Linked DNA regions of Homo sapiens: region 1 is linked to region 2. A link is an interaction called in ENCODE POLR2A ChIA-PET data of the cell type or tissue named here. Cell type or tissue: Caco-2. All regions are shown on one strand. Links, peaks and the distances in the headings refer to the core of each region. The heading gives the core; the rest is flanking DNA.

Evidence for each region. Peaks named below come from ENCODE experiments on the same cell type or tissue, not always from the same donor. Only the 100,000 strongest peaks of a DNase experiment are listed, where the experiment ranks them.
Region 1: POLR2A ChIA-PET joins it to region 2 with 9 read pairs; 17 of 35 experiments call an interaction of 5 or more read pairs at or near these places.

What each region holds. Positions count from the first base shown.
Region 1 is chr3:150,411,382-150,428,066 of GRCh38, forward strand. All of the region lies in intron 1 of TSC22D2 (TSC22 domain family member 2), which reads left to right. Among named protein-coding and RNA genes, the nearest start is that of TSC22D2, 11 kb to the left of the region's middle. In Caco-2, for the core only: no CTCF peak of the experiment used is centred there; no DNase peak of the experiment used is centred there.
Region 2 is chr3:150,295,084-150,311,768 of GRCh38, forward strand. It overlaps LINC01214 (long intergenic non-protein coding RNA 1214), which reads right to left. Exons shown (of 4, transcript NR_110186.1): 2 at 1,385-1,521. LOC107986141 (a long non-coding RNA gene) reads left to right here and starts at 11,336. Exons shown (of 3, transcript XR_001740958.1): 1 at 11,336-13,316. RefSeq lists an enhancer at 12,688-13,887. In Caco-2, for the core only: a CTCF peak has its summit at 8,899 (motif pointing left); a DNase peak (open chromatin) is centred at 8,868.

The sequences.
Region 1 (16,685 bases), core at 5,788-9,787, 110 kb after region 2:
AGATTGTTGTCAACGGAGGCCCTTAGCATTTTTAAATACAAAATTTAGTTTTTGGTAAAATTGATTTAGATTGCTGATGCTGATGTCAAAGGGTGTAATGAGCGAATTGGTCTTGTCACCGTTGTTTAAAAGCACTAAAATGGGTAGGGATGCAACATTGTTTACTCAAAAAAAGGTGAATTTAAGCTTAATGCTTACCATTTAATGGTGGTAGCTAGTGTGTTATGCTCCCATAGAATTGTCCTTTTCTTACATATCAATCACACTTGAACACGTAAGGCAGAGAGATTTGTCAGTGTGAGTTTTGAGGCTGAGACATAATAATACTACAAGTTTTCCTTTCTGGAAAACCAGAAGGTCCTCTAGTGAAAAAAAAAATCTATGTAAGGAATCTTCTCCAGTGTATCTGGAAAGGCTGGAGACATAATGGTGAAATGTCAAATCCGGCTTTGAAGATCATACTTAGTTCAGCCTTTTGATTAAAGGAGGTACAAGGTCACGAGTCTTCCCAGGGACTTCTCTAAGATACTATTTTTTTGTTGTTAAGCAAAAAATGTACTGGAAAGATATTCTTACTTTCCATCAGTCTATTTATTATAGGAAAGGGAGGTTGAGATCGATCCTTTAACTGTAGTGAAAGCTATAGTTCTTGAAATTAAGAGTAATTTTATAATAAAAGTGTAAATGTTAATAATTGGCTCCCTGTATTTAGGGATGCTTTTTTTAATGGCCTAAATAAGAATTAGTGTATTGCTACACCAGTGCCACAACAGCTGATGTTTGGTTATGGTTTAGTGAGGATTTTTGTGGTTTTGAGGAGATGTCACATGTAAATTTGACATACATATTGCAAAATTTTAAAAGCTGACTTGTTGCAATGTTTTAAAATTATATTTAAAAATTATAGAAAAAGTTTCAGGAATTTCACAGTTAGACATTTCTTTGCTGGGGTTTTTGTTTAGCGAGAGGCTAATTTTAGGTGTTTTTAAAAGATACAAACTAATATTATGGATTTCCAGAATAATTAGTATGTGGAAGAATACAATGACATGTATGTTAAAGCTTTCTCTTCCTATGGTTTCTTCTGAGTTCCTTCACATTTCTTAACCTCCCATTTCTAATTAGCCTTGTATTTTTGTTATATACTTCTGTTGGTTTGAAAAATACTCACTGACTGAAATTCATTCATCTTCTCTGCTTTTTGTAATTTAAAGTTCATCTTTTTTTGTAGGTGACTTGCTTATGGGGAGTCTTTCTTCACTTGAGAACGCTTAGAGAATACCACGTGTCCATAAGTGAGCTCAGCTAGCTAGTCATTGAGAAATTTTGTGTGTGTGGGACTACTAAGTAAACTGACTCCACAAGCCACTCAGAAAAATCCCTCTACTTTTATAGTTGCTCCCATTGTCACACACAGGGACACACCTGTAACACAGATTGAGTTTATTTTTTCACCTTTGGTAATAATCAACAGGCATCTTCACTTTTCTAGCTGCCACAAGCCAATTTTTTCCTGATAAGTTGGCAAATAACCTTTTGCTTTCCTCTGTTCCTGTATACTGCCCATATCTCTTCAAGAAATGATGACTGGTTTCCTGAGCTACCCCGCTTTCTATACACACACACACCCCTCCACCCGAGAATGCAGATTACATTTTCCCTTCTGTGCACACCTCTCTCAGTTTACAGCATCCATACTTAGATTCCTCAGAACTTTAGTACGATGATAAGGCATGAAGCAGAGACTTCTGTTGATAGATGGAAACTGAAATGTATTCTTTAGGGTATGACATCAAAAATGCATTTATTTTTTCCTCTTACTGTATTAAGAGTTGGTAATCTGAAAACTCTGATTTCCAAATTTGTGAATGGTTGAACTACAGATACTACTGTATCAGTGTTCTTACCAATTGCAACAGTTAATTCAGTGCAGGGGTTTTGATGTATGTACAGTCCTATTTTAAACATGACACTTCCCTCCCTTGCCCCAATCATTTAAAATCTACATTGCTTACCAATGTTCATTTCTGATTTTTGTTACAGTCTTTCATTGGTTTTTAACTTGACATGCTAGTTTCCAAGATGTAATCTTACACATTTGACTGTTTTGTCACTGGTCCAACATACCTGGTGAAGGAATAAATCCATTAGGTAGAAATAGTTGGGTTTTTTGTTTTGTGTTTTTTTTTTTTAATAGAAAGCTTTGGTTAAAAAAAAAAAAAAGAACAGGGTATTTTAAAATTTTGTGTTTGAAATTAAATAACAGTTTTCCAGGCATATGTTTAAATTACTGAGATGAGTACTTTTGAGGAGACTACTATCTTAACTGAAAATTTTAATTTTAATGTGATTTTGGGTTGCCGCCTTAAAATCTGCATGTTTTCAAATTTGAAATAAAACCAACTGGAGTGAGAGGTCTTGACTAATTGTGATTTAAACTTTGCAAGTAGTTTGACAAATTTCAGATCCTAAGGAAATATTTGTAAATAAGATATATGCTTTTTTTAAAAAAAAATTAGGACTTTAGTAAACAGTCTATTTCTTTGAGAAAAGAAAGGAAAATGGGAAATTAACAAAAAGATTGAGGTGGTTTAGGTTGATACATTGAAAACTCTTATCTTGAGATTTTGGTTCCATTACCTAATGCAAAGTTCTATATTGGCTTAATTTTGAGATCATTTATAATTAAAGAACCGGGCCTTATAGTAATACATCTTAATATTATCACACCTTTAAAAGGCTGATGGTTGTATATGCAAAAAGTTCTCAATTAGCATTGCCTATTGACTCTACATTATTAATTACCATAAAGTTTATCTTTCTGGCCATTTTCATTAGAAAGGTTTATGGTCAGTTGTTGAGACTCTTCAGATTGATTTTGTGTAAACTCGTGGATGTGATGGTTGAAAATACAGTCCTTAAATATGTAGCTACTTTTATAGTGAACTTTACAAAACTTGTTTAAACTACGTACACACTTAACAGTCTCCTGTAAATGAGAGGAGGTGCAAAATATTACTGGCCCTTTTGGAAAAGGAACACAGTACAGATCACTTTCCATAGATAGCCAACCAATGTGAACTCTGTAGGCCGCATTCCAGGAACTCTTATGAATGGCTGCAATTGTGAGCTGTCATCTGTGGCCAAAAGACTGTTGAAAACCTGATTCTAAGGATCCTTTGGTGGCAGATATTTCTATGTCTTGTTAATGGTTTTATTTGTGTGGTTTGCTAATGATCACTGATAAAATATTATACATTGTGAATGTTAAGTGGTGTGTCCTGGTATGTGCCATAAATACACATTTTGTTTGTACATTTATATATATTTTAAACCAAATTCTGCTGCTTTTTTTACTTGAAGTTTAAGTGAGAGGATTAAGTAAATGTATACCAGGAGGCAGAACTGTCTCAGTCTTCGACCTCTGTTGTATGAAAGTCTCACTGAATTGAAGTCTCTAAAGATGGAAATTTCTTACTTGAATCTCTGTTTCTTGGAAGCTGACATTTATCTGTTAAATTGTGAAGGTAATTTTGCTCTTGTAGGTTTACAGTTGATGTCTGAATCACATACTAGATACTATCCTATGCCTATCTACACGTTTAAGAGTGTTCTTACTGAGGAGTTAGTAGTAAAAATGTAAATTCGTATATATGTGTCATTATTGTTTAGCATAAAAACTGATACTGATGTATTCATCAGGGATTACTGATGGATACCACATGGATTACTAAAACATACTTTATTCATAAACGTGGCTTGAAATAAAAGAAATGACAGATTTCCAAAAAGGCTTACGATTTTCCAAACTACCCGAAATTCCTAAACCATGAGCTATATCTGTAGGAGTGTGGCCTTTTATATTCACAGTGACACATACTGTATAAAATTTTATGTGCACTAAATCATATAGGCCAAACATTGGTAAATTTTTTTAGAAAACATGATGGCTTATATGTGTGTGAATAATACAGATTTCCAGCTGACTATTTTAGTAACACTTGTTTTTTCTTTTTAGGAGATCACAACCCCTGAACTAAATCACCTTTATGAGAAGTCATTTTATATAGGACTGGTGGTAGGGGTATATATGTCCTCTACTTCCTGAGAATAAATATAATGCCAATTCATTTGTTATTTAAGAATCCTGGGCCAGGAGCGGTAGCTCATGCCTTGTAATCCTGGCACTTTGAGAGACCAAGGTCAGAGGATTGCTTGATGCCAGGAGTTGGAGACCAGCCTGGGCAACATAGCGAGGCTTTGTCTCTACAAAACATTTAAAAATTAGCCAGGTCTGGAGGCCAACACCTATAGTCTTAGCTACTTGGGGAGGCTGTAGGAGGAGGATTGCTTGAGCCCAGGAGCTGGAGGCTACAGTGAGCTATATTATAATATTGCACTGAAGCCTGGGCCACACAGCAAGGACCTGTCTGTAAAAAGAAAAAAAATAATTCTGATAGCACTAATTTGGAAATAGTGAAATATGGTACTGGATCTATGAATCTGGTACTTCCTAATTAGGAATGGGAGTCTATCTTTCTCTGCACCAGAAAAGATCAGAAGCAGTTATGAACAAATAGCAGCCCCACCAATCAAGTAGTAGAGAAACCCAAATAAATCTGTTTCCTAATAAAGGAATGGTAGTTAGGAAAGTATAAAAGGAATCTGACCTTCCTTTCCTAAAATGGCAGGAGTTGGGGAAGGGGAAGTGTAGAATGATAGCAGATAATCAAAATGGAAGAAAGTACAGTGGAGTGGCATGAAATATAGTCTCAAAAGAAATAGGAACACTTGTGAATACTGAGGAATGGTGTTCTAATTCTTTCTTTGAAGAATTGTTTTAGTCCAGTGTGTATTTCCTTTTCTGAAGATTCTGTTTATTTCTTAATTGCATTACTCGTTAAATACTTAAAGTATGAGGAAGGAGAGGCCTTACAAAAGCAGGTCTGTCTGGTTAAACATAGCCTGAATGATATTCCGTAAGTAATTCCTTAAATTGGAAAAGCAGATTTTTGGTAAGAAATATTAATCATATTTAAGGAGTATGTGTAGCAAAACTCCTAAATTAGAATAAATTATTTAAGTGTATGGTTTTTCTTTATACTAAACCAGTGGGCTTGTGATTTGAGGCTACTGTTTTCGATGGTATTGTATTGAGTCCACAGAGAATATGTATACCTGAATCATTGGTATAATGTCTTTCCCACAGCAATTCTTGAACATATCAAATTACTCGATATTTGTTATATTCTTAATCTGGCATTGCTTAGGGCAAAAACTGGGTGTCCCTCATAAAAAGGTAGGAACAGTAGCCAGTTTGCACCATTCCTATACATTATTCCATGACTTTAGGAAGTATACTTTGAGGTATACTCTTCAGATTTGGTTTAATAATATTAAAGGTATATTGATGGATTGTTTCCTGTATGAAAGTATTGCATGATTTCTGCTCTTAAATCAGGTGAATTAAATTTCATCTGGATTGCTTATCTCAAATTTAAAGCCTCAAATCAGACTTAAATAATTAGTATTTAGTATTTAGTTTGATTCCTTTGTACCCAAGCTAATTTTTGTTTAAAAAGAAAAAGTGCTTCCATCCTTTTAAGTAGTACATTTATTTGTGATGTTAGTGAAAGTTCTGCAGGTAACTGAGTTAATTTTATTAGTGTTTGCCTGGGACATATACCTATTATTAGGGTAGGCAGGACAAATAAGTAAAGTCTAAATGTTAAATTACTTAAAGCTTCTTTTCCCATAAGCCTTTCCTAAAATTTGTCTAAAGAATATTGCTTTGTAGAAGATGGAGTTTGTGATTAATGTGTCAATTATTGTAAATAATGATGGCATAGTTTTAAATGTTAGTTTTAGGCTGTTCATCTTATTACACAAGTATATAATTTAATCTGAATAAAGGATTCCCAAAGGTAAGTGTAAAGCCTCTAGTTTCTAAAGTAGAGTTAGTATTTAGTTTTTATCAAGTGGTTTTATATGTTAAAGCAAAACAAATCTTTGCTTGGCATACCGTCTACCTAGTCTTTGAAGACAAAACAAAGGAGGGAGGAGCTGTTTTGATCAAATAAAACCAATAGCGTGTTTAATTATGTGTTAACATATGTGAATGACCATTACAGAGACAGTAGAGTCAGACATACCCGGGCTAAAATCTAACTGCTACATTTGACTTTGAGCTAGTTGGTGTAGATGCCTTGTTTCCTCTTATGAAAAATGGGGATTGTACCTACCTGGGAGAGTTTTAAGGAATTAAATGATGTGTGCAAGTAATTTGAACAGTCTGTAACATAATATATGTGGCAAACGTGTATCACAGAAATGTTAATATTTCAGTGTCCAAACTGCTCTCCCAGATCACCCCTTTACATGTTATAAATCATACCAAGAATCTTCCATTTTAATATGAAAGCGTAATTGTATGGTATGGATGTAGTCAGAAAAAAGGAGATGATGTTTTAGTCTAGACGAGTCATGATGTTGTAAGAAGTATAGGGAATTGTGTTCCAGTCCTGGCTCTTCTATCATTTAGCTGGTTTCTTTGGTCAAGTCATTTCACTTGTCTGTTTTTCTTTTTTGAGACTTTGTCAAATTTTAAGATTCCTTCTAGCCTTATGTATATGAGACCATACATTCAAGTGTGCTTCATGAGAGAACTGCAAACTTAAACTTTCTTCTTTTTACCCCTTTCCTGCCACTTGACTATTGTGTGGCAATAAATGAAGTTTGTAAATACTCATTAAGTAGGTTGATTGCCCAAGAAAACATTTAAAACAGCTTATCAGTCATTCAGCTTTCATGATGCTCTGTGAGTAGTGAGCACTGGAATACAAATATGAGACTATGCTGCCCTCCTAGATCTCAGGCATTTTCATCATCATGAAAATGATGATCAGATGTATACTTTGACATACATTGGAGGTGGTGATGGAGTAATATAAGGTGCTAATGGGAACAATTTGAGACATCAGATCAGATTGGGATTGGGAGGGTAGTAGACTGACTTCTATTTAAAAATTATTCTCTGCATAGGTATTTATATAGTTCAAAACTCAAAATATATAAAAGAGTAAAATCGAAAGCCTCTCTGCTACCTCTGTCCTCCAGCCACCCTGTTTGTCCTTAGAAGTAACCCATTATTACTTGTACATTCTTTTGAGGCTAACTCTTGAACTAAATCTTAAAATGGTCATTCAGATTAAGTCACTAAGAAGAGAAGGGGATAGTTTTCCAAGCAGAGGTAAAAGGCAGTTTGTATAATGATGTGAAAGAGTGAGAATCTATCATTTGGAAAATGGTATTGTTAATTTGACAAGAACCAGAGTGAAGGACTTTAAATGTCATGGTAAGAAATTTCGATTTTTATAGTAAGTTGCTGTTAAAGGTATTTCTGGAAGCTTTTATTGTTAAAATAATATATATCTTGAAACGATTTCAGTATCCTTTTAGTGATTATTGCATTTTAAATTATAATCTTATGATAAAGCTGTGTTAAGGGAATACCTTCAGAGCGCTGAGTCCCAAAAATCAGAATTCTTACCTAATGAAATGTGCTAAATATTTTGGTACCCCTGGCTCTAAGTTTAAGTATTCTGTTTCCCTCAATATTACCTTGATAATGTCAGAACATTTGGTACATGTTGAGATACTCTACCAAAATTTGATTTATAGGTAGCATAATTTGGAAACTAACCTTATATTAAACACAAAGCAAGCTTACTTGTGTCAGGTCCTATGTATATAGACTTTCATTTGATCTTTCCAACAATTTGTAAGAAAGTGGTTTCTTCCCTTCCCCCTTTCTTATGGATTAAGGAAACTGAGACTCTTAAAATTTGAGTCACCTAGGTATTGGGTGACAAAGCCTAGACTCATATTCAGACCTTTAACCTAAAGCCAGTGCTTTTGAATATTCCCAGAGTTAGAAGTTTGTTTTATTACTTGGCACACAATAAGTTAGGAAGAAGGAAGAACTACCATAGCCACTGATTTGTTGTATTGTAACCCTTTACCTAAAGGATTTTTTTAATCATTTAAATTCCCCAGATAATAATACTGGAGATGGTGCTTGTTGATGTTCTTCATATTGTATGTCCCTGGTTTCTATTTAGAGATCTCTGAAGTCGAATTTTGGCATAGATTAAGAGAAAGAGGTGTTTGTTGAGTGCTCAAGTACCTTATGCTTTAAGCTTTGACAATTTTTGTAGCTTAGTTTTGAGGTATGGAATGTTTGTTTTTTTCTCCCTGTTGTACTTAGTTACCCTACAAAGATAGTGTCTTGCAAAAACAGGTAGACATGCCACATGCTTTGAGTCATTTTCTGATGTAGTATTTTCACATACTTGGAAATTAATGTGATGGACTATTGAGTATATAAAGTCAGAGAGAAAAGAATGTATTTTGTTCAGTGATGTTAAAGAATATTTACAAATAGGAAAACAGCATTTTTGTTTAGGTGGCTGAAGTACAGTGTAAACCACATCTCAGTCTTCCTAGAATTGCTTCGTTGGCTCTATATTTAGAATGGTAGTTTATATTAATATCAAATAAACTGTTAAAAAGCTGGTTTCAAATTTTATTTCTTGAGTGGAAGAGAATTTGTGACCACAGCTGCATAAAAAGTCAGTATTTCCTTCTAATAAAATTTTTAATTTCAGTTGCCTCTTCATGCTTTCAGGTTTCATGGACTGTAACCTTGAAATGATCCCATTAACAGCCTTTTCCTTGGGCTCTTAATCTCCTCAATTTTATGCCATTCCAAAATAGAAGTCTCTCTGATGATCAAGCCTTTCAATCTTTACAGATGGCTCTTTTCCCTTCTACTTCCTTGATCAGTGATTTCACAGACTTGACTCCTTTAATCTGTTAGTCAGTGTTTGGAGACTAATTATTGTTGCTGTTTGCTACAAACCCCTCAGTTTATGGATAACATCCCAGTTATAGTATCCCAGAAACAAAATTTCATAGCTTATAAGACTATCTAAATTTTTACCCTTAAAATCTAGACTGTTTAAAGTTTTATGTAGTACATAGATTGTGTAACTGTGTACTATAGAAAACCATGTACTGTGGCTTCTTCACTTTGAATGTATGTAGAAAGAGTGATTGTTAATTGTTAGCTTTTGCAAATTAAGTGTATTCTAATATGTGCTGAAAACTTTAGGTCCATTTATACAGTATTTTATTTCACAGGTTCTTTCCACATCCCAGTATTTACTACTAACTACAAATATGTTCGTTTTTCACCTTTACATTTGACTTAAGAGATATTGCACTATTCTGTAAAACTGCTGGAATTTTATAACAAGTCATATGACTTCATTTGGAACCAATTTACCTGGAATATGAATTTGATTCAAATTAAATATTTGTATTTCCAAAGTCAGAGGATCTAAAGGTCTTTTAAAGATGCCAGGTGTGGTGGCTCATGCCTGTAATCCCAGCACTTTGGGAGGCCGAGGCGGGCAGATCACCTGAGGTCAGGAGTTTGAGGCCAGCCTGGCCAACGTGGTGAAACCCCATCTCTACTAAAAATACCAAAAATTAGCTGCGCGTGGTGGTGGGAGCCTGTAATCCCCGCTACTCGGGAGGCTGAGGCGGGAGGATCATTTGAACCCAGGAGGCAGAGGTTGCAGTGAGCCGCGATTGTGCCATTGCACTCCAGCCTGAGCGACAAGAGTGAAACTCTGTCTCCAAAAAATAAATAAATAATAAAGTTCTTTTAAAGAATATCATCCTTATAAATATATTGTGAGTACTCTTTAATGAATTTTGAATTGTAGACTTGCAGAATAACTTCCAAGATACTCTTTCTTATTCTTTTGTATATACTACCTTCCTCTTTGAGTCACTCCATTTAAACTGGAGGTCTCCAAACAGACCTTTGAGGATAGCAAACTAGTTCCCATATGTTCCTGGGCAAGCCTGTTTTTTTATAAAACAAAAACAACAACCAAAAAAAAAACCAGATTGAATGTTCAATTGGTTCAGTTAGTTTTCATTTGATTTGGCAGACTGACTTCTAAGTACAGCGAAAAAAGTGGCCTGACAAATACATCTTAAGAGGATGTAAGCCGTTAAATAAACAGTAGGTAGAAGCCTCTTAAGCTTTTCTTGTTATTAGCAGGTCTAATCAGTGCCTTTGATTGCCTTAGACCTAGTTAGGAGAAAAGTGGAAAAAGGATTAAAAGAATAGAAAGGAGTTGAAGTAGGGCAAGCAATGAGAAATACACGTATTAGTCTCCTAATTAATCAAACAGTTACTTTGGTGATTCTCTGGCATCTTGGAAGTCTTTTTTTTTTATTGTACTAATAATTCTGCACAGACTTTAAGGCTCTTAATAGGACCCCAGAATTGCCATGTTGTATCTAAACCTCATTTTGTAGATTAAAATAATGCTATTGATGATTCACTGTATGCCAGGAACTTTACATTTAGTCTCAGTTCTTTAGCCTGCAAAGCTAGGTAGTAATGTAACCAGTTAACAGATAAAGAGACAGACTTTTAAAGAGGTCAAACTTTAACACTGCTATGTGTTTAGTGTAGTGGTTTAAGAGCATAAACTCTGGAACTAGATTGCCACCTACTAGCTCAGTGATGTAAGGCAAGTTACTTCTATCTGACCCAGTTTTCTCCTCTATGAGATGGGAGTAATAATGGTGCCTACCTCTTAGGGCTGTTGTCAGAATTTAGTTAATGAGTGTAAAGCACTTAGAATAGTGTGTGGTACCTAATAAACACATTCTTAACTGCTGCTGTTCTGCTACAGCATGGGCTAAGAATTTTAAAAGTTATGTGGCAAAGTTTTTTTGGCTTCCAGATGTACAGGTTGAAGGTGGGGGAGACTATGGAAGTTGCTGAGGAGGAGGGAACAGGTTTGTCAAAAGTTTAAATCCCCGTGGAACCAGTCCCTAGATTTGAGGTGAATCATACTTACTGGGAGATAGTCCAGAAGAGCCCATCAGTTAAGAGTCTATGGTGAAAGCCCTAGGGAATGGTAGAAATGAAAGATAATTATGATAAATAGGCTTTTACCCCTAAAGTAACATTGTACCAATGCTAGAATCAGAAAGCTGCCAAACAATTGCAGCGCCATTTTTTGCCCTAGACGAGGAAAAAACACATATAAATAAATGGATTTTGAAGGTGGAAATGTGTCAAGTCCAACCCAGGAAAGAATTCTTCATTGTTAATCAAACCTTTGCTACTTTTAACAGAGCCTAAGAAAAGTTTTTATATTGTGAAGATATAGCTTAACTTAGTTTATATGAATACCTAAGAACAGCCTTGTTAAACTGCTAAACAAGATAGATATTTGTAAAGGCATTTGATATAGAAGAGTGTTGATTAGGCTATGAATTTGTCACATTTATATGCACGCACACAAAATTGGATGCTACTTAGTATTTAGTTTCATCTGCCTTACCTCTTTATTTTATAACTGTGATCCTGAATTATTGTTGAAGTCTGCTGGATTTTGTCCAGTTTTTAATTTCTTCTAAAGTGTTGTTTTAAGCAAACTTATGTGGTTTTAAAATCTTTTTATTATTAAAAGTTACACTGTATTAGAAATCTAAAATCTTCCATCTTCTTTTGAAAAGTAGTGATTATACTGTACGTTCTCAACCTCATTTCCATTTGATTCTCGGATCTCACAGGAATCCTTCAACTGCTTTCTACCAAGCGTTCCATTTGAACACGTTAAAGGAATCAAAGAGCCTCTGGGATAGGTATGAATACTTACATATGGAATGCATACATGCAAAACTGTATGCATGAATTGCTTTGCACTGTACTGGTTTCTCATTAAAACTGATCTTTGTTATTTTAGGGGGGAAATCACATGGTATCTAGCATGGGACAAAGCAGCAAAATAAACCAAAAGGACAATCTCTATTTTATATAGAAAATAAACATACTTTTCTGCATCCTGTGTACTTTAAGTATATCTATATTTTTGAAGGGTTCATACTGTGTTGAATTTTTCTTATGAAATAGTCACTTCCCCAGTGTATTTTAATGCAAATGCATATTCTATAAAATAAACTATATTTTAATTTTTGTGCTATTTTATGTTTTTTTTCTGTAAAAGCCATAGTGATTCAAAGCAAAATGTTATTTCAAATTATGAAATTGGAGGAGGAACAAGACCAAGGTATCAAAGTAATCATTGTTTAATTTTTGGCAAGAAACTTTAACTTCAAGTTTGTTTGCTAGAATTCACTAGGTCTGCATTACTGATTTGTAAGCCCCTAAAACAGTTTGCTTTCTTACAGAAATGTTGTATAGATTTTACTGTTAACTTTTAAAAATACAGAATGAAGTCTTGGAGTTCTTTTATGGCAAAAGATACTTTGGTTTATCTTTCTGCTTAACACACATTTTAAGTAGTGTATGCTCTGTTCAATCGTTTTGCTGAATATTTATTAGCATTCCATCACTTTGTGTTTAATTAATAGAAGTTGAGTTCAAACAATGTTTTTAAAATTCACACAAAGCTCGTTAGATTCTTTTAACTCTGCCTGGCAACGCATTTGTGTCTTCTGGCATAGTTTTGGATAACACTCATGAACTCAACTCCATCTCTTTCATTAGAAAAGAGTATTGCTAAGTGCATGTACATGTCATATTAAGACATGATACACATTGCCTAGAAATGCTAAAACAGTCTTAATTCTTCGGCTTGATTTGCTTGTGTGTGTCACTCTAGGGAAATTTTCTAACAGTATCTTTTTGATGGTGTGTTCCAGAAATCTTTTTAAATAGTTACTTTTAGAACAGGAAGTTTTAAAATTTGTAGTACCATGTTTATAAAATAAATTTTTAAATAGTTCTGTAGCCATTTAAATTAATACATAAATGTAAATTGTGAGATGAGATAAACATGAAGGTTTAATCTTTCAAATAGTTTTCCAAATGTAGCCAGAATGTGAGTACTTTGGGGTATGCTTTATAGTTTCTCTTAGAAAAAGGAAAAATAGCACTCTGTTTAGAAATGTAATAAGAGTAGCTTTCAAAAGTATGATGATTTATTTCAAATAGCTAACTTTGAGCTGTCATGATGTTGATGTGAATGATATATATTATTTTTATCAGTGTAGGAAGGTTTGAGCTATATTTTTGATAATTTGAATATGATATTGAAAGGTTTATTTTGTTTCATAATAAAACCACCATAGAAGTTGCCTGTACATCATTTGTTGTTACAGCTAAATACTCCTTATATGTTTTCTTTTTTTAGATACCTGAAACTTTTAAGGTATCAGAAATGAGGCAAGTTGCGTATCTATGGTTTCTCATGGGTTGAAAATATTTATTTTCTCTCCTCCTTGGAGCCTGTTGTTCAGAGCCAAAGAAGTTAGTGGATATTTGTCTGTAGTGTGTTAATGCCAAAATATAATAAAATCAAAATATAATCAGATCAGCCATTCTTCACTGTAAGTTGGCCTCGTTGGTACTAAGGTGACAAGGCCAACCCAATGGAAACTGACTAGTGGCTTTCTTTTAACTTTTCAACTAGCTTATTAAATTTTCCATTGAGAGGAGCAATCATGGCTAACTTTATTAGTTTTAATAGTCTACACTTTCAGTTGGCAACTATCTACAGAATTACTGATAGGTATATCAGCTAATAAAGTATCATGAGACCGTTTATTCCAAATGGGTTGAAGATTTGTGTGTGTTAAGCTTTAAAAAATATTAAATATAACTTCTGACCTTGATTGTTCTGGAAATCACCAAATCACATTGTTCATTTTTACTATTATAAATTTAGGATTTTTTTTTTATTTTACTACTAATTTGGCAAATAGGTATTTGGCAGGGGTGATTCTCCTATTAAAGAGAGACATAGACTGGGCGCAGTGGCTCCCGCCTGTAATCCCAGCACTTTGGGAGGCTGAGGCAAGTGGATCACCTGAGGTCAGAAGTTCGAGACCAGCCTGGTCAACATGGTGAAACCCCATCTCTACTAAAAATACAAAAATTAGCTGGGTATGGTGGCACATGCCAGCTACTCGGGAGGCCAAGGCAGGAGAATTGCTTAAACCTGGGAAGCGGAGGTTGCAGTGAGCTGAGATTGCGCTATTGCACTCCAACCTGGGTGACAAGAGCGAAACTCCATCTCAAAAAGAAAAAGATATTTGGAAGTTTAAGGGACTGCAAGTCCCTAACGTTATCTTCTACATTATCTATTTATTTTGAGGCATAAATTTGTCTCGCTATTACTAGATAACAGATTTTAGGCTCCTATTTATGAAATGTTGGAAATCATTTTCAGTAGGGGCAGCTTTTAAGTGCCCATTTTCAGTAGACCTACCCTAAATAGCTGAATATCCCTAGTTTGATTTTGTCTAACTAGAAAGACAAGAATCTCCTTTTTTCCTCAGGAATCTTTCAGTTTAGCAGAATATCTTTTAATCAAAATGTAAGTAACTAATATACCTTTCTCATATTGACTTAAAGTTCTCTAATGGCCCCTTTGTTTCCTTCCATATTTAAATTAGAATTGGCAAATTAATAGACTTTTCACCAAGCAGCCTGCCTCTGCCTATATTTAGATATTTCTCCTTCCATTTATATCCAGTGCTTTACTCAGTTATTGTACTAAAATTGAAGCTACCCTCAAGTCTTCCTTTCCCTTTTTCTGTAGGTGCCATCATGGTTTCTGTCTTCTCTGTTTGCCATTTGCAGAGCCCTCAGGGAATCAATCAGCTGAACCATCTTCAAATGTAGGGACAGTAGATACTGATAACGCAAAAATAATCCAACCCTTTCTGCAGTAGCCCAAACTGTTTTGAGTTGACTCTTTATTAAAATAAATACTATAACTTACATAGTTAGCTTTCTGGGAGATTATCTTACTATGGAGGAGTTAATTTTTCCTGAGATCCTAAGCCTACTGGCATTTGAGAATAGTAACTTTAAAATTTGACTTCCTATTTTCTAAAGAACAGTTTTCCAAAGTTAATACTTGGCATTGCTTTGTTAAATTGGCAGAATTAGTTTAGAAACCTATCCTGATGATCACTGGGGAGCGGCAAGCAGGTTCTCATTGGGAGTCCTTTGTTTACAAAAGCTCAGCGTAAGGGTTTATAGCAAACAATTTTACCCTCTTCTAAATACCAGGTCACTAAAGTAAAGGAGTACTAAGGGGAAGAAACTTCAGCTAGACTAAAGGAAGAAATCAGGTAGCTTGTAAGGCTTTAACCTCATCGATAAGCACTTGCAGGGCTTTTGTCTTCATTAAGAAATGCATAAATGTACTTAAAACAAGTGAGAGAACAGTTGCTAGGTGTACATCCCCTTGAGTCTGCTTGTCTGTCCTTATGATAGCACCAGTATTTAGAGAGAAGTTAATAAGGAAAGTAGTAGACATGGGTTATTAACTTAAAATGAAAGTCTAGTAAGTTTATCCTAAATTTTTTTACTAGATAATTGATGATCTCTCAAATTGTTTTCTACAGTGATTATTCACTTATTACCTCTAATTTTAAAATTATTGGATAAAAAAAGTCTTCTTATTTAAATAGCCTCAAGTATTTTGTGTAGGGAACGCCTTCCAGTATTTCCTATCATTGTTTCCTATGAGATTTTTTTTTGAAGCTAGGAATAAATTAGAACTAAGCTGTTTATGTCATAAATACCATTGGTACCATATGAGACAATTTATTTTGTTTTGCTCATCTCTAAGAATCTTGGGTCCATCATTAACATCCACCAGTACTTGTTATCCCAAATGGTAAAACTCAAGTTATGCAACTTAGCTGATCTAGTTTTTGAATGCTTGGTGATAGGACTTGTAAAATTTTTTTATTGAAGTATAATTTGTATCGGAAAAGTGCACCATTCATAAATGTATAGCTCAAATTGAACACACCTGTGTGGGCAGCACCCAGATCAATACATAGAATATTATAAGCCCCTTTCATGTCCTCTTCATGCCCCCCATCAGTCACTTCCCCTCCCAATCCTAATTTCTAATGTGTTATATATGTAGGACCATACACTATGTGTTTTGTGTCTGACCTCTTTCATCCAGTATTGTATTTGAGATTCATCTGTATGGTTCTGCATAGTTGTAGATGTGGACTATATAATTTTAAAGAATCACTCAAGTAGCTTATTTGTTGGAGATTGGTATTGGTTAAATGTTCTCTCCTAGTGATTATGCATAAGTATCTTGAGGATATGTACCTGAACCATTTTGTGACCAACCCCAATATATTCCTTACTAATTTGTACCTAGTACTTACATAATTTATTATCTGATTATATTTCAACCTGTTCCACTAAAAGACATCTAGTAGAGGATAGTACAAGAAGCTAAAAATTATAGCATAGCTTTTTAATGATTGTCACCTTTTATTCTTCCTCCCTCCCTCCCTCTTTCCTTACTTCATTTCCTCCTTCCTTTCTTCTTCTCTTCCTCTCCTTCCTTCCTTTTATTTTACTTTTTAATCTGAAATATTTTAGATTTAAAGTTGCAAAAATAGTGCTGAGGCTTCTTGTATGTCCTTTACCTAGCCTCCCTTAATGTTAACATGTTGTACAACCTTAGTACAATTATCAAAGTTAGGAAGTTAACATTGATAGAATACTATTAACTAAACTACAGATCTTATTTTAATTTTACCAAGTTTTCCACTTTTGTAAGTGTCCTTTTTCTGTTCCAGGA
Region 2 (16,685 bases), core at 7,182-11,181:
AAAAGTGGAACCATATTTTTGTCCCCAAACATCCCTTTGATACTACCATTGAGGTTTCACAATTAGGACAGTTTTCTTCCAGCACCCTCACTAAACGACACCCCTCTACTCTCATCTTGCACAATTCCCTTCCTTCCTCTCCAGCAAACATTCCTCTATTTTCCTTTGCCAGGTGAGTCTTATGCTGCTGCACACCCACCCTGAGAGCTGGCTGCCCTTAAGAGGAAGTTCACTTAGAACATCTTGATTAAAATGAAATTTGTGCATTGTTTTCTAGTGTGGCCTGCACACCCTGGAGATGAAAAAATTGATGCTCAAAAAGTGAAATGACTATGACATGGCTTCTTAATATAGCTGCTAGGGATACAATTTCTGATCCCTATTTTAGTATTCCCTTTTCCTGCCTCTCTCTATTCATTTGTCTTTTGCTTCTCTACTCATTCCCTCTGTGACCCTAGCTGAACTCCTAGCTCCAATTTAATCATAATGGTTTCTCCTCAACCCTTTTCTCACAGGACTGCATGAGTTAAGAAGAGAAAGTCCTCCTCTTCCAAACTTTCTTCCTGTAAACCCTTCCTCTGTCATTCCTGTACACAAAATTTAAAAAGGTTAATACTTAGGTATGTTATTTTTAGTGGGTTGTTTAATTAAGAAAGCAATGCTTATAGAATACTTGAAAGATATAATGCATGAAACAACAGTTACCTGTAAATCTACAACCCAAAGATAACCACTGTGAAGACACTGATGTATTTTCTTTCTTATAATTTTCTATATAGAGCTATATGTTTTAGCATTTTGGGGACTGTACTGGAGCTATAGTTTTGCTACCAGATTTGTTTCTCATGTCACTAAAAATTATTGAAGAGCATAAATGTAATCAATGCCTTATAGTTTATCATACACTCTAAAGAATTTTGGACTACTGGCTAATCATTTTTAATTGACTCTGTCTTAATGGTGTGCTGCTGAACTGGCTCTCTTAAAAAAGAGCTCTGACTTACTGTATTTGCCAGATTCCATGGTATAAGTGCTCCTACCATGGCAAATTTCAACAATCGGCCCACAAAAATTCCTAAAAATGTAATCAGTTATTGTAAGCTGGTATGTACCGGTCCCAACAAACCACTGACTATCAAATATTATAAAGGTTACATATTTTGGCTCTCAAGCAGCCTACACCTAACTAGGGCCCTTGATAAACAAGGAAATGACCTTTAAACCCATAGTTACCTCCATTTTCACCATACTGTATTTCATCTAGCTGTGTTCCTAGTTGACAGCCTTCACTTCAGAGTGACTATCTCCAGTAATGACCTTTAGAGTGTATCATAATGGCAGACAACTTGGAATATGCTTAAATAGTTTTCTTTACATTCCTTACCCTGGTTGTTCAAAATCACTTTCCATAGTCTTGTGCTTCCTGCCTTTCATTGCTATTCAATCCTAACGGTTTCCAGATGTTTAACTTCCATTCAATTACAATTACATATGGTTTGAACATGGAAGAGGTCAGTTAATCTGAAATTAAAAAACAAAGTAAAACACTAACGTGTAACTGACTTTGCGGGTAGGCAGGATGAGCTTCCAAGCCATCTCTTCAGTGACTGCTGACAACTTGCTCCTTAAAGAAAAGTCCTAGAACTGTGACATAAAGATCAAACAAATAGCTTTTCTGAAAGTTTTATTACCTAGAATGGGATTCTGTAGGCCACCACCTTCAGAGTAAATGTGTCAAATTTGAATTTATAATATTTCATCCATCATCACATTATAATAACCCTTGGTCTTCTTAGCTAAGTAAAAAGTTAAGTAAAATTTTCAGATTCCATCTAAATTACATCTCTTGTTTCCCCACAAAGCTTAGTGCAGTGCTTACCTGTGGTGACAATTATCAGTACACATTTATTGAGTTAATGAAGACTGACATGGGCATAAAATGTATTGCAATAGAGTAAAGGCTGAATATTATGGGGCTACTGTATCACGAATAAAGCTAAGGAATTGAAAGGACCTGGGTTGAAATCCGAGCTCCTTATTTGCCAGCTGTGTGAACTTGAGTAAGTTATTTAATCTTTCTGAGCTTCCATTTCCTCACCCAAATATTTGCATAACAACATCTTCCTTTGTAGGGTGGTTGTAAGGTGTTTCAGTTATTTCTTGCTATGTAACAAACTACTCAAAACTTAATGCCTTAAAACAGCCATTTATTTTGCTTTTGCTAAATTGTTGATCAGGAATTTGGGAAGGACTCAGCTGGGTAATTTGTCTCTGTTCCACGTGGCATCAGTTGAGTTGGCTGGAGGTGGAAGGTTTGAGATGTATGGCATATTTATATACTTATATGTATTAGCTCCTTGATGCTTCCTGGCCTCTCCCTCTTATCCTCTAAGGGTGGGGGTTGCAGACTTTTCCTGTAAAGGTCCAGATAGTGAATATTTTAGGCTTCAAGGGTCTTATGATGTCTGTCACAGCTATTCAACTCTGCCATTGTAGCATGAAAGCAGCCACAGACAATAAGTAAGCAAATGAGTGTGACAGTTGCAATAAAATTTTATTTAAGTTTCATATACTTTTTACATATCGCAGACTGTTGTTATTCTTTTGGCTGCCCCTCCCTGCCATTCTTAGCTAGAAAGAATGTGATGAGCCAGATTTGGCCCATGGGCTATAGTTTACTGACCCTTATTCTTGGGCCTTTCCATATAGCTTGGGTTTCTCATGACATGGTGGTCCCAGAGTACTCACATTTCTTACACAGTAGCTAGGTCCCCATATCAAATATTCTGTGAGGCAGGAAGTGGAAGCAGGTAAAATCATAAGGCCTGAGTCTTGAAACTGGCATAATGTCACTTCTGCTGTATTCCCTTGATCAAAGCAGTCATAGGGCCCACCCTTATTGGATGGGGTGGAGAAATTGAGGGAGTGGAGATTGGACGGGTTGGAGAAAATCTCTTCTTGATGGGACGTTGGCTAGGTCACATTGCAAAGGAGCATGTGGAAAGGAGAGATTATTGTAGCTACAAATGCAACCTACCACATGAGGATTAGGAATAATATTTATAAAGTACCTGCTTCTCATGATATGCACCCAATGAATGATGACTCATATTGCTATTAATAGTGCCATTATTAACTTTAAGTGGGGAGCAATTGGCACTGAGATTCATATTGACCTTCTTAGAGGAAAAAGGTAGTGAAAAATTAGGCTTTTAAGAAATTCTCACTTGTGTTTCCCTCGTCTGCAGTAATGGGGCCCATAATAGTAACTGTTTTTGAGTTGTTTTAAGAAGTTTATTGAAATAAAATATGAAAAGTGCTCAACTAGAGCACACTTGGCATGAGCGTCAGAACTGTTCATTATTACTATTTTATGTCATGGTTTAGAAATAATGTATTGTTTTTGATTATCATAAGCTTTTCTAGGACTTCCAAAACCTAGAATCTAAAATGCATTGGCTGGGCATGGTGGCTCATGACTGTAATCCCAGCACTTTGGGAGGCCGAGGTGGGTGGATCACCTGAGGTCAGGAGTTCGACACCAGCCTGGCCAACATGGTGAAACCCCATCTCTACTAAAAATACAAAAATTAGCCAGGGGTGGTAGTGGGCACCTGTAATCCCAGCTACTTGGGAGGCTGAGGCAGGAGAATTATTTGAACCCAGGAGGCAGAGGTTGCAGTGAGCCCAAGATCATGCCACTGCTGCACTCTAGCCTGGGTGATAGAGCAAGACTCCATCTCAAAAAAAAAAAAAGCATCAAGATGCCACGTCACAGGATTTAATAACTTCAGAAATTTTATAACTGATACATTCAAGAGAAAAATGTTTTTAAAAATTGGAGCTTGCATTATTAAAAATTACATATATAACAATATAATAGATATAGGTAAATACATCCATTCATGTACACATCGAAGTCAAATTTTGAGGTAAATTTTCCATTGGAGTTACATTTTTAAACAACTAGCCAAATATGATATAATTATATTGACCACTATAGGAGCAATCACATAAGAAGAGAAACACTAAAACAGAAAAGAAACTGATTCAGAATTGTAAATAGGGTGCAAACTGGGGTTTTGTTGATTGATACTGGTTTCAACAGATGAGTTTCTAAAACAAGGCAGCAAATGGATAAAAGGATCAGGACACCAGTGAAAGCTCTAAACAACTGCAAATAAATTAGATTCCTGAGTAATAAATCTTGAATCTTGCTGTTTGATCACCCTTATCAGGCAGAAGCCTGAGAAAATAGAGGAGCTCTCCATCCTGCCCAGAAGGTCAAGGACACACTTGGCATCATCAGCTCCACATTCCTAAGGGGAGGACCCTCCACCGAGAATGCAAAGAATGGCTTCTTGGTCTGGATAAAACCACTGCTTCTGGGGCTGTATTTCCGCTGGCCCATGGCAAGGCAGCATGCAGCAGCTTAAGAATAACACACTTTGATGCTATTCAGCCATTTAACAGAATCTTTGCTGACATGGGAAAACAGCCCCCAATATGTTGTTAAGAGAAAAACAGGCTCAAAGCTGTAAATATAATGTGATACAATTTTTGTCAAGCAACATAAGATACATGAAAAAAACATTATAAGGCTTTGCCAAACATAATGGAAGCCACCCACGTGCGACAGGATTTGGGGTAACTTATTTTCCTGTTTCTTTTGAGTTTTTATTTGTTTTCCAAATTTTCTGCTATATGTGTTATTGCTAAAGTACGTAACAGTTATTTTAAGACATAACTGAAGTAGAAGGAAGGCAACAATAAAGTGATACTGAGAGTAAATAAAACATAATATATTTGTCAGTGCTTAGTAAACAAATCAGTGCCCTACCTCAGCACATAACATTTCAAAGTAACCACAACATGCTATGTTAAATATTTAATTTAAATTTTTATGTGAGGCTGAATTAGGAGGTATTATAAATATTAGGTATTGCTATACTTCATTAGCTAATCAAAATTTATCAAGAAAAATGCACATGAAATTGCTGTTGCCAACATATAGACTCATTTAAAAGTCTTTAAAAGAAATACTGTCATGTTAGAGACCATGACATTATCATGTCTGAATTATGGGGTCTATTCGAAGAGGTTGTGGTGGAATCAGGTGGCAAGGTGGGGGAAGGAAATCCATTCAAATCAACCAATATACAGTAATCTCCTGTTATCTGTGGGGAATATGTTCCAAGACCCTCAGTGGATACCGGAAACTGCAGATATAAATTCTATATGTACCATGTTTTTCATATACATTAATACCTATTATGAAGTTTAATTGATAAATTAGCCACAGTAAGAAATCAACAGTAATGAATAATAATGTAGAACAATTATAACAATATGCCAGCATCTCTACTCTTGCACTTTGAGGTCATTATTAAGAAGCATAAGAGTTACTTGAACACAAGCACTGCAATACCATAACAGTCCATCTGATCACCAACATGGCTACTAAGTGACCCACAGGCAGGTAGCATATCCAGTGTGGATATGGATGCCCTAGACAAAGGGATGATTCATGTCCCATGCAGGGCTGAGTGGAACGGTGAGAGATTTCATCACCACAAAACAATGGGCAATTTAAAATTTATAAATTGTTTATTTCTGGAATTCTCCATTTGATTTTTTTTTGTCCTCAATTGACGACAGGTAACAAACCACAAATAAGGGGGAACTACTGTATGTATTATGCTTTTCGGGGGAAAAAGCCATTGAGGATGGAATTTCTGAGCTTCCCTTAGGTTGTGTTGGCATGACGAAACCGCCCTTCCACAAGGCAGTCGCTACCTCCTTGATTTCTTTATCTCCAGTGCCTAGTGTGTGCTGCAAGGTATTGCCCAGTAAATATCTGTGCCATGAAGAAGGCCAAAGTCTTGCTTACAAGGTGGTGAATGTGCTAAAAGTAATCCCAAGGTCCATATTGGAGAAATACTACTTTGAATTAGAGTCTTGCCAACACAAAGCACACTCGCTTACTATTAAACTGATACGATTATCAGTATGATAAGAAATGATTATCATTTCCTTACACTTACTCTATACTTGCTTACTCACTAACTAGTCATCAGTCACAGGCTGTAAAGTCGGAAGGAAAAACAAACTGCTGCTTCCTGCTGTAAATTCTCTAACTACACTTGTGAAGTCTTTTCGTTTTGTCTCCTTTTACTTTTAGAGAGCCCCCTTTTTATTTTAGTCCAATCAACTAAAATAAGACAGGCTTTTGGTTTAGCCTAGTATTCCCTGAATTTATGGGAAAGAGAATGGCTTTGTGTCTAACTAGATCTGTATGCCAACTTGGGAATATCAGTTCTCAGAAAGCATTATTTCAGTCTCTTCGTATTTGATTTTGTTTGAATCTCCTGTGCTGCCTCACCTATATGGTTACTTAACAAGGGCTGTTCTGAACGCCCAGTTTGGTTGCTGAAGGTGATTGATAAGTGATACACTTTTGTCCTTATGGAGTTTGTCCGTCAAACTGTTTCCACATACTCTGTAAATTGGGAACTTGGCTTGTAAGTTCCAATCCCCATGAATCCTCAAGAACAAGGAACTGACCCTGTTGTTCCTATATTAAAAGCGAATCCAGGAAAGAAGGAAGCCTTCGTGTGCACTTGTCCATTTACCTCATTCCGGATGGAGAAGCACATGCTGATCACTTGGGGTCCCTTCCAACTTTACCAAAATTTGCTGTTTATTCCTTTGTGCATTGTTTCAACAAATAGTTGTTAAGTGCTAACAATGTACAGAGCTATGCAGTAGGTTCTCCAGGGATATACGGTTGTAAAAGACATACCTCTAACCCTCAATAAATTTACATTACATGCCGATTTGCAATCTAGTTAGCTCAGGCAAATTCTCTTCCAAATAAATAATACACATAGGAACAATTCCACCCCAAGCCAGTGGCCTACCTATTTAAAAAATATTAGAAGCTGCCTAATTTCTGTGTGTTTTTTAAAAGATGTATCTGCAGAGTCACATACAGAAACATTCGAATTGTTAATTCCTAATTACGAGTTAAAGTTCCTGCTATTCTTCCTTAGGAGACTAGGTGTTGGGAACCTGAGGTCAGATTTTTAAAAAGGAAGCTTGACCCACATGGATGGTGTAACATGGCTTCACTACAGTAAATAGTAATTCATCAAAGTAACAGGTGAAATGATATAACACAGCTTCTAGGACATTCACAGACATAGGCTTTGTGTTTTTTATCCATACTCAGATTTTCCTTAACCAATTGAACATTCCAGTTCTTTCTTAGCTTCTTAATCCCTTAGCCTACTCTCCATGATATTTCTACTCTTCTGCTTAGTTCTCTGATATTTTTGGCAACACTGACTAATTTCCTTCAGAGACCATTGAAGGCTATTAAATGTCTGTGCCAGAAACTCCTCCAATGCACATGTCATCAAGGCATAGAGAGGTATATTTGCAGTGGACAGCCCCTCCACCCCCTCAAACAAAAGGAGAAAGTCCTCTAACAAACCAAAATATTGGTGGCTGATAATCTCAGCCCAATTTTTTCATCATCTGGGTTTTTTTTTTTTTCCTGTTCTCTTAATTAGATGGAGCCACACACTATGGCATGTTGTAAAAGAGTTTCTGAAGGGCAGAATTTGTGGCAGAGAGAGAGAGTTCCAAACTGGAAGACTCAAGAAATAAACAAAGATACCACAAATGAGAACAGATAAAATGTTCACATTCTAAATCTTTTTTTGAAAGAAAGAAACAATCCTCAGAAGTAAAAATAATTATCATTAGTGGCAAAAAGCAAAACATACACACACAACAGATAAAGGAGATTAGACACTAAAACTGGGAGCAAAAAGGCAGTGGAAATAAGTGCAAAAGTACACATAGAAAATGTTGTAGTAAAGAGAATGAAATAAGAAAGGCATCAGATTGAACCAAAAGAAAGGCAGTGAAAGGAGGATTATAAAAAACTAGAAACAGAAGTCAGAAACAAAAGGGAATTGAAAACTTCAAAATATAGGCACTTAGAAGATGAAAGGATAACTGGAAGAAATGTAAAGACGGGGAGTGGTTCAATGGGGTCTAAAATAATTCTTAATCTCACCTCCCCATCATATATAAAAAGAAAAAATAATATTTTGCATAGAATAATACTTGCAGTGGAAGTTTCAGAGTTACACCTGTTATATGTTTGCATACTCACTGAGCTACTTCTTTCCTTAATTGAAGTTTCACAGAAAAATTATTCCTCCTGAAGAAATCTTTGACAAGAGATTATGGCAGTATCTACCGTTTACATCAGGAAAATTATGCTACTTTTGGGAAAACCAAGGATTCTCTATTTTGGGGGGTGGGGTGGGGAAAAATCTCACCACGGCTGCCTGGAATGAGACAAAAAAATAAATTGCTTTTACTAGGGTTCAGCACATGCTAATCCCACCATCAATTTAGTTAGTCTGTCTTTCTGTAGCAACATTCACTCTGAGGCATCTGCATAGGGTCTTGGTGTCATCAGTGTAACTAGGGTTGGTATTACCAGTTGTTGTCTGGATACGCCCTGTATGTCTGTAAGGTCTGAAGCTAGTGGGACAGGACAAACTCTATAGTTTAGGTTAGGACATCAGAAGAGTACGGAAGGCAATCATTGGCATGCATGGGACACTAAGGGAAATGCTTCTTTAGATAAATGTCTTCCTTCTCTCCCACTCATTTCAACTTCACCCATTCTACACACTAAAACGCAGGGTACTGCTGCAGTTCAAATCTACCCACAAGATGAATAACTGGAATGCATAATCATTGAGTAAAACCAATCATGCCACATTTGGGGACGCTGTAGCCTCAGTTTAAGGTTCATACTCAAAGTTTTGATGATGCCAGCATAGGTCTTGTGACTGCATGGTAAATGGTGGCCTCTGGGGGCAGCAGAATGGCCAGGATGTTAGGCTTCACTAGTTCAAGCTTTAGGTTGTTTTCCACTATGGAAATGGGAGGCTTATGGGAAATCCCTAAGGCTCTGGCCAACAGCAGGGCTTAATAAAATTTGGCTAGTGAAATTAATAAATGAATATATGATTTTTATATCTTCTCCCGAAGCATCAGCTAATTGCAGTCAGCTCCCTCATCTCCTGACCACCCCCAGTCCACTACAGTAGAGTCAGCACATGCAATAATCTAAAGACAGTAATATTTTTACTTGCTACTCCTGCATTTATCACTTTCTCTTACCATTTGATAAAATCATTCTATATGAAGTATGAGGGACTTATGTGTGTCCTTCATGTATCTTTTTTTAAAGCAGTTTTAAGTTCATAGGAATATTCAGCAAAAGATACAGAGCGTTCTCATATGCCCCCCACACATGAACAGCCTCCCCGACTATCAAAATCCTGCACCACGGTGGCACATTTGTTATAATCAATGAACCTCCATTGGCACATCATTACTACCCAAAGTCTACCATTTACACTAGGGTTCACTCTTGGTACTGTACAGTCTATGGGTTTTAACAAGTGTATAATGGTATGTATACACTGCTATAGCATCATACAGAATAATCTCACTGCCTTAAAAACCCTCTGTGCTCTGCCTATTCATCACTTCCTCCTCCTAACCCCTGGCAACCACTGATCATTTTACCGTCTCCATCATTTTGCCTTTTCAAACAAGTGACATAGATGGAATCGTACAATATGTAGACTTTTCAGATTGGCTTCCTTCACTTAATAATATGCACTAATGTTCCTCCATGTCTTTTCATGGCTTGATAGCTCATTTCCTTTTAGTACTGAATACTATTTCATTGCCTGGATGTACCACAGTTAAATTTTCTGTTTGCCTACTGAAGGACATCTTGGTGGCTTCCAAGTTTGGGCAATTATAAATAAAACCTGTATAAATTTTAACTTCTTTGGGTAAATACCAAGGGGTGCAATTCCTAGATCTATGGTAAAAATGTTTGGTTCTGTAAGAAACTGCCAGACTGTCCAAAGCAGCTGTATCATTTTGCATTCCCAGCAGCAATGCATGAGAGTTCCTGTTGTTCCACATCCTTTCCAGCATTTGGTGTTGTCAGTGTTCTGGATTTTGGCTGTTGTGATAGGTGTGTAATAGTGTTGTTGTTTTTATTTGCAATTCCCTAGTGACATATGATGTTGAGCATTTTCTCATATGCTTATTTTCCATCTGTACCTCTTCCTCGGTGAGGTGTCTGTCCATGTCTTTTACCCATTTTTTTATTCATATTGTTTTCTTATTGTTGAGTTTTAAGAGTTCTTTGTATATTTTGGATAACTGTTATAGATTTTTCTCAGATATGTCTTTTGCAAATATTTTCTCCCAGACTGTGTCTTGTCTTATCATCCTCTTGATCTTCATGTATCTTCAAATGGGAGCAACAGAAGAGACTGCTTAATCCAAAGCAGGGTTTCTAAACCTCAGTCTGCACTATGGGCACTTTGGGCTCGATAATTTCTTTGTTGTGGGGGACTGTTCTGGGCATCGTAGCATGTTTAGCAGCATCCCTGTTCTCTATCCATTAGATGCCAGGGACAGCCCCCCTCCCAGTTGTGACAATGAAAAATATTATTAGGCAAATATCCCCTGGTGGCAAAATTATCCCTGGTTGACAATTTCTAATCCAAAGGAATGAATCTGTAATGGTGAAATTTAAGACATCAGTAAGGAAAGGGAGGTGCAGAAATATTTTGGCTCAACATCCTTTCCAGTCTACCAGCAATTGCAATGGTAGATTTGAAATAATCTGAGCCCGTTAGGTATGGTGATTATGCATTCTAATTTGTCTAGTATGTATTTACACCTATAGTCCTGGCAAAATTATTCATTGTGCCTTCTTTTTCTCTCAATTTTTCATTTATGATCTCAGTTTAGATCATAAATGAAAAGTCCATCTGGAACCTCTAAGAACTGTAATTTGAATTTGTGCTCCCTTTCATGGTCCTCTGGACTGGGGTGTCTGAGATAGTAAGCAGTTGATGGGTGTAGCCACAGATCTGGTCATTCGTATGCTTTATATTCATGTGCAGTTCCGTGGAGCAATGGAGAATCAGAAACTTCCAGAAAGTCTTGGCTGTATATTTTACATGGCACTAGAGTAAAAGACAAAAGAAAGAAGAGTGCATCAAAGCATTTTGTGTGTGTCTGATTTAATGAGTACTCATCAATGCCTAGATTCTGATTTCCTTCCTTGTGTATGAGCAGCAAATTCACCATGGTGTAACTCTACACAGTGTGAAGGAACAATTACTGTGTGATTTTAGCAGCTGTTGAAATCTGTAACATTAGACTATGTACATTTTTCTCCCGTTTATATCAGAATATAACATAGGTCAGAGGCAGGACAGGAATAAAGCAAGTGGCTCAAAAAGTTCTTGTGTATTAATTTCAGGTATATTTATTTGCAGGAATTGCCCTCTTTTAATTTTTATTTTTGGAGTGCAAAAATCAGACAATAACATTACAAAATGCTCTTAAACATTAGCACTTTTTTCGTAAATAACTGAGAGCTATTATTATTGCTAAACTCAGGATTGCTACTATAGCCAAACATAAACCCTGACTTTTTGACAGCCAAAGCAAAGAATAAAATAAGAATGAAAAACTAGTCACTCATCTGTGTTTATGATATTAAAGTTAAAGGAAGCCTGTTAGTTAATCAGGAGGGCACATTTCTGTTTTTCTAGCTTGAGTAATCTAACATTACTTTAACAAAGGCTTATTTACTAGACGGGACATTAAAAGGAAAAATGAGCAGTATCTTTAAAAGTAGTTTTACAAAAATTGCAGAAATATCTTCCTGTAGATACAGTAAATTCTTATATTGTTCCCAATAAGCACCAAGAGCAGTGTGCAAAAGCCTAGTGATCACAGGTAATGGGACCGAGTAGTGACTACGTCCAGCACTACAATAAGTGCTTTGCCTGCTTTGACTCATTTGATATTTACAAATAACTTATGATGTAAAGGTAGGATTCAAATGCAGGAAGTATGCTCTGGAGCCCATGTCTTGGGCATTGCTACTAGATGCTAAGGTGACCTATGGAATTCAAATGCGTCACTTCCTGGTGCTGGGACTTGCTGCAGGGTCAGAAATTATTGATGCTAGAGAAGTAAATTGTTAGCACACACTACAGATTCTTTTTCTAGATTCTAGAATTTCGATGCTCTCAAATACTTTTGTGAGAGTAGGCGCTAGCTGAAAATTCAAGGGTAAACTTTCTGGTATTCACCTAAATTGCGTGTTTAATTGGATTTTCAATTTAGAGTCAGAAGGCATTGGTTCTGACTTTGGAAGACTTCTAGAGGCTCTTGAAGAGGGGCGTGTGTGTCAAGAAGGCTGTTTGGACATCACACAGCTCTTATGAAAGAGGGCTTTCCTAAATTAAGTGTAAATGAGGTAGAAACATAAGGATTACATTTCTTTTGAAAGCAAGGATTTAAAAAAGCAGAACAATTAGTGCGGGAAGGGATATATGCTACCCCATATGACTGGGTCATGTCCCACTCCCGAGACAAAGTCTATTTGAGTTCTCTTTTAGCTGTGGCAGAGGGAAGGCCTGCCAGGCTAAGTGAAATTCCAGGACACAAAGCTGATGAAAGTAGCAAAAGAGAATCATGAGCAATAAAATGAAATTGTAAAAATTTGGTAGGAAGCCTTAAGTGTCGTTAGATATCTACCTGCTATGAATGGAGTAAAGCTATATAAATTGTGGGTGTGGGAACAGCCCTCTGGTTTCTGGCTGTTTTGGTGGTTGAATGCCAACTCTGAGAAAAGCAGGCTAAGGTGGAAAGGGCAACTCTCCTCCTTAAATATCCCAAATCCTCTTCCTTTGCTGTAGCACATGGAAAAATGTTCACATTATGCTGAACTACTTTTCTGTTTATCCTCCAAATTAGCTGTGAATTCTTTCCTTCCAACTTTAAGTCTTCCTAGGCCTCTCAGTTCCGCTTGTCTTCTTGGATTAGATTCTCTTCAAGGCCAGGACCCCTGGAATCTTAGCTTTATTTCCGAGGTAATTTCTGCCGGAAGGCAAAGTTTGGCACGTCAGCTTTTAATATACGCTGTGGCAGTTGGTGGAGGCAGGGAGGAGGGAAAGGGAGAGGAAGAAGAACACAATTCTGCTAGCCTTGGAAATTCAACTGGAACTTATGTTAGTTACATTTTTGAAACTTATTTATTATCCAGACATATGACAAACTCCAGTGAAGCACTAAGACTTCATACAGTAAACTTTGGAAGACGACCAAAACTCAAAAAACCCTCTTCAGCAGCAGGGACTCCAGAATGTTCCCCTGAGACTTTGAGGCTTTTTCAGGTAGGTGGTAATTGAAGAACATAAAGAGGGTCAATATGGGATGTGAGCACTGGAGTTCTCTCTCGTGTTCCTAGAGCCTCAGAATGTAGACTTGGGCTGGTAGAGGAACGGCAGTGGCGAGAGCCTGGCGAAGGCTTGGCAAGGACATGAGACTCCCAAGGAGACCTTGAATTCCTAAACAATGAATGGTCTGAGGTTAAAGATAGGATTTATAAGGGAAAGAAATGGAGCGCTAAATCAGGCTTGTCAAAGCTGAGTCCCACCCAGGGGCAGCACCCAGGTTGCATCTCAGCTGTCATCAAAGTAGGATCTAATCAGTGGGGCAAGGTCAGCAAGGATTTGGTGAGGAGGACGTGGAAGCCTCCCGTGGATTGCATTCAGGCCGGCATACTCACCAAGGCAGATGACGTGCATGAGATCTTGGTGACATTTGCTCAGGTGAAAAGTGCAGGGTGTGGTGTTATCTACGCTTTGTTTGGCTGGGCAGTCATAATTCTTCCGACATTACAGGAGCTTGAGTGTCAGATAGCTTGGTTAGGAAAGCTAGGGGATGCAGCTGCCCTGTGTTTGGGAATGTCTTTAAGGGTCATTCTAACTGCTATTGAAATATAGGACCGGGAAAATGTTCATTTGTACCCATTGTACAGTCAGTTAAGCATCAGAAACAGGATTATTCTGAGTAAAAATTAAAGCCTCATGACTAACCTATGGTAGATCTCTGATGACTAAATTTTTTTCCCTTCCATTATTTAGAGAAGTTTTTTGTTTGTTTACATATATTAAATTAACTTTTGGGGGGGGGTGTACAATTGTGAACGTCTTAAATGCATAGTCATGTAACCATCACCACAATTAAGACACAGAACAATTCTCTCACCCCATGTCCCTGATGCTTCCCCTTTGGAGTCAAATTCTTCACCCACCCCCAACCCCTGGCAACTCCATCCTATAGTTTTATCTCCTCCAGAATGTCATATAAATTTAATTTTATATTATGTAACCTTTTGAATCTGGCTTCTTTCACTTAGCATAATACATCTGAAAATAATCAATATTGTTGTACATACTGTTGAGTCCTTCCTTATTGAATAGTATTCCATTGTATGAATGGATCATGGTTTGCTTATCCATCCACCCATTGAAGGCCATCTTAATAGTTTTCAGTTGTTGGCAATTATGAATAATGTTGCTATAAACATTTGGATACAGATGTTTGTGTGAACTTGAATTCTCATTTCTCTAGGGTAAGCACCTAGGAGTATAACTGCTGAGTCATCTGATTTGTGTATGTTTAATTTCGTAGGAAATTGCCAAACTGTTTTTCAGAGTGCCTGTACCATTTTGCATTCCTACCAGCATTCCATACATTCCCAATGTATGAAAACCCAGTTGCTCCATATCCTTGTCAGCACTTGAAAATGTCAATTTTGTTTTTATTTTTAGCCATTTTAATAAGCGTGTAGTAGTATCTCATTGTGGTTTTAACTTACATTTCCCTAGTGACTAATATACTCCAGTACTGTTTCATGTACTAATTTGCTGTCCGTATATCATTTTTTTGTGAAGCATATGTTTAAATATTTTGCTCAGTTGTATTGGGTTGTTTGTTTCCTTTTTTTTTTTTTTTTTTTTTTTTGGGACAGGGTCTTGTCACCTAGGTTGGAGTGCAGCGGTGTGATCTCAGCTCACTGCAACCTCTGCCTCCCAGGTTCATTCTCATGCTTCAGCCTCCCGAGTAGCTGGGATTACAGGCCACAGTGCCCAGCTAATTTTTGTATTTTTAGTAGAGACAGGGTTTCACCATGTTGTCCAGGCTCATCTCGAGCTCCTGGCCTCAAGTGATTCGCCTGTCTCAGCCCCACAAAGTGCCGGGATTACAGGCATGAGCCACCGTACTTGGCCATTTTTTGTTGTTGTTGTTGTTGTTGAATTTTAAGAATTCTCTATATATCCTGGATACAAGCTCTTTATGAATATATGATTTCTGAAAATGTTGTCTTAGTCTGTAGCTTGTCTTTTCATTCTCTTTAGAGTGTCTTTTACAGAGCAAAGTTTTTAATTTTCATGAAGACCAGTATATCCATTTTTTCTTTTGTGGATCATGCTTTTGGTGTTTTATCTACGAACTCTTTGCCTAGCCCAAGTTCATGAATATTTTCTCCTATGTTTTCTTCTAAAAGTTGTATAGTTTTACTTTCTACATTTTGATCTGTGACCCATTTTGAGTTAAAACATTTTTTCAAACTTTTTGATGGTTACTTGTTAATTGAAACCACCATGCCCATTTACGTTTGGTCCTTGGTGTATAAACTTAGAGCTACAAGATATTTTTATCAGAGGTATATCCAGCATTTGACGTTCTTTAATCAATCAACAAATATTTATTAGCCATGGCATTTCACTTTCATTACTACATTCTGAGCACTTTAGAACAATCCTGGTTGGACGTCCTGTACTCCCAGCTCACATCCCTGGATTTCATAGTCCTCACAATTATTTCCATGGAACCAAAGTTACTTTCATTAGCTCCTACTGACAGATATATAGTCAAGGAGTTTGGAGTCCAAAGAGGGGAGTAAACTGTCTTGTATCTATTCCCAGGAAAATTCAACTGATTTTCCTCCTCGACAAAAAAAGACTTCATGTACACAAGCAAAGTGAAGAACAAAATGAAAATAATTGGTTGGATAATTGAAACTTCAAAAGTTCTGCCAATCCTCTTCATCTTGACTTCATGGATATTAGAGTTTTACATAGAGCTGAAAGCAGCTTAGAGGTCACCTTGTCTTAGTCCTTCATTCGACCACTTAATCAAGTCAACAAATATTATTATTGAGACCTCCTGTGAACCAGAGGCTTAGTATATGCCAGATGAGAAAATCAAAGTTCAGCAAAATGAGGGCAGCTGCCCACAGCCCCAGGCTTATCCAGAGGGCCCTGAAGTCATGGTTCTAGAATTTCTGAATTTCTGCCTCCAGCAGCCTCTCCACATGTCTCCAGAGCCTCCAAAGTTCATAGCTTCCTGGTCTCTTCTCTCCATGAAGCAGTCCCAGCCCCATTACTGATTGTAGGACATGTGTGTCTTTCAGTTCCAAAAAGTAAACTATAGTTTTCAGGAAAGTGGATTTGGGAAAAGAAGCTGGTTTAGGAAATGAGTTTTAAAAGTTTTGAAAGGGAGAATTGTGATTTGGAGGAGGAGGTAACTAGAAGGGCCAGGGGGTGAGGTCTGGAAAGGGAGATTAAAGAAGAGAGGCTATGATTTAGGGACTTTTTCAGAGGAGGGTCTAGAGTTATTGAGTGGGGAATAGAAGAAAGAAGGCTGTGGTTTGGAATAAGGGGATCAAAAGAAAAATTAGAACAAAGAAAAGT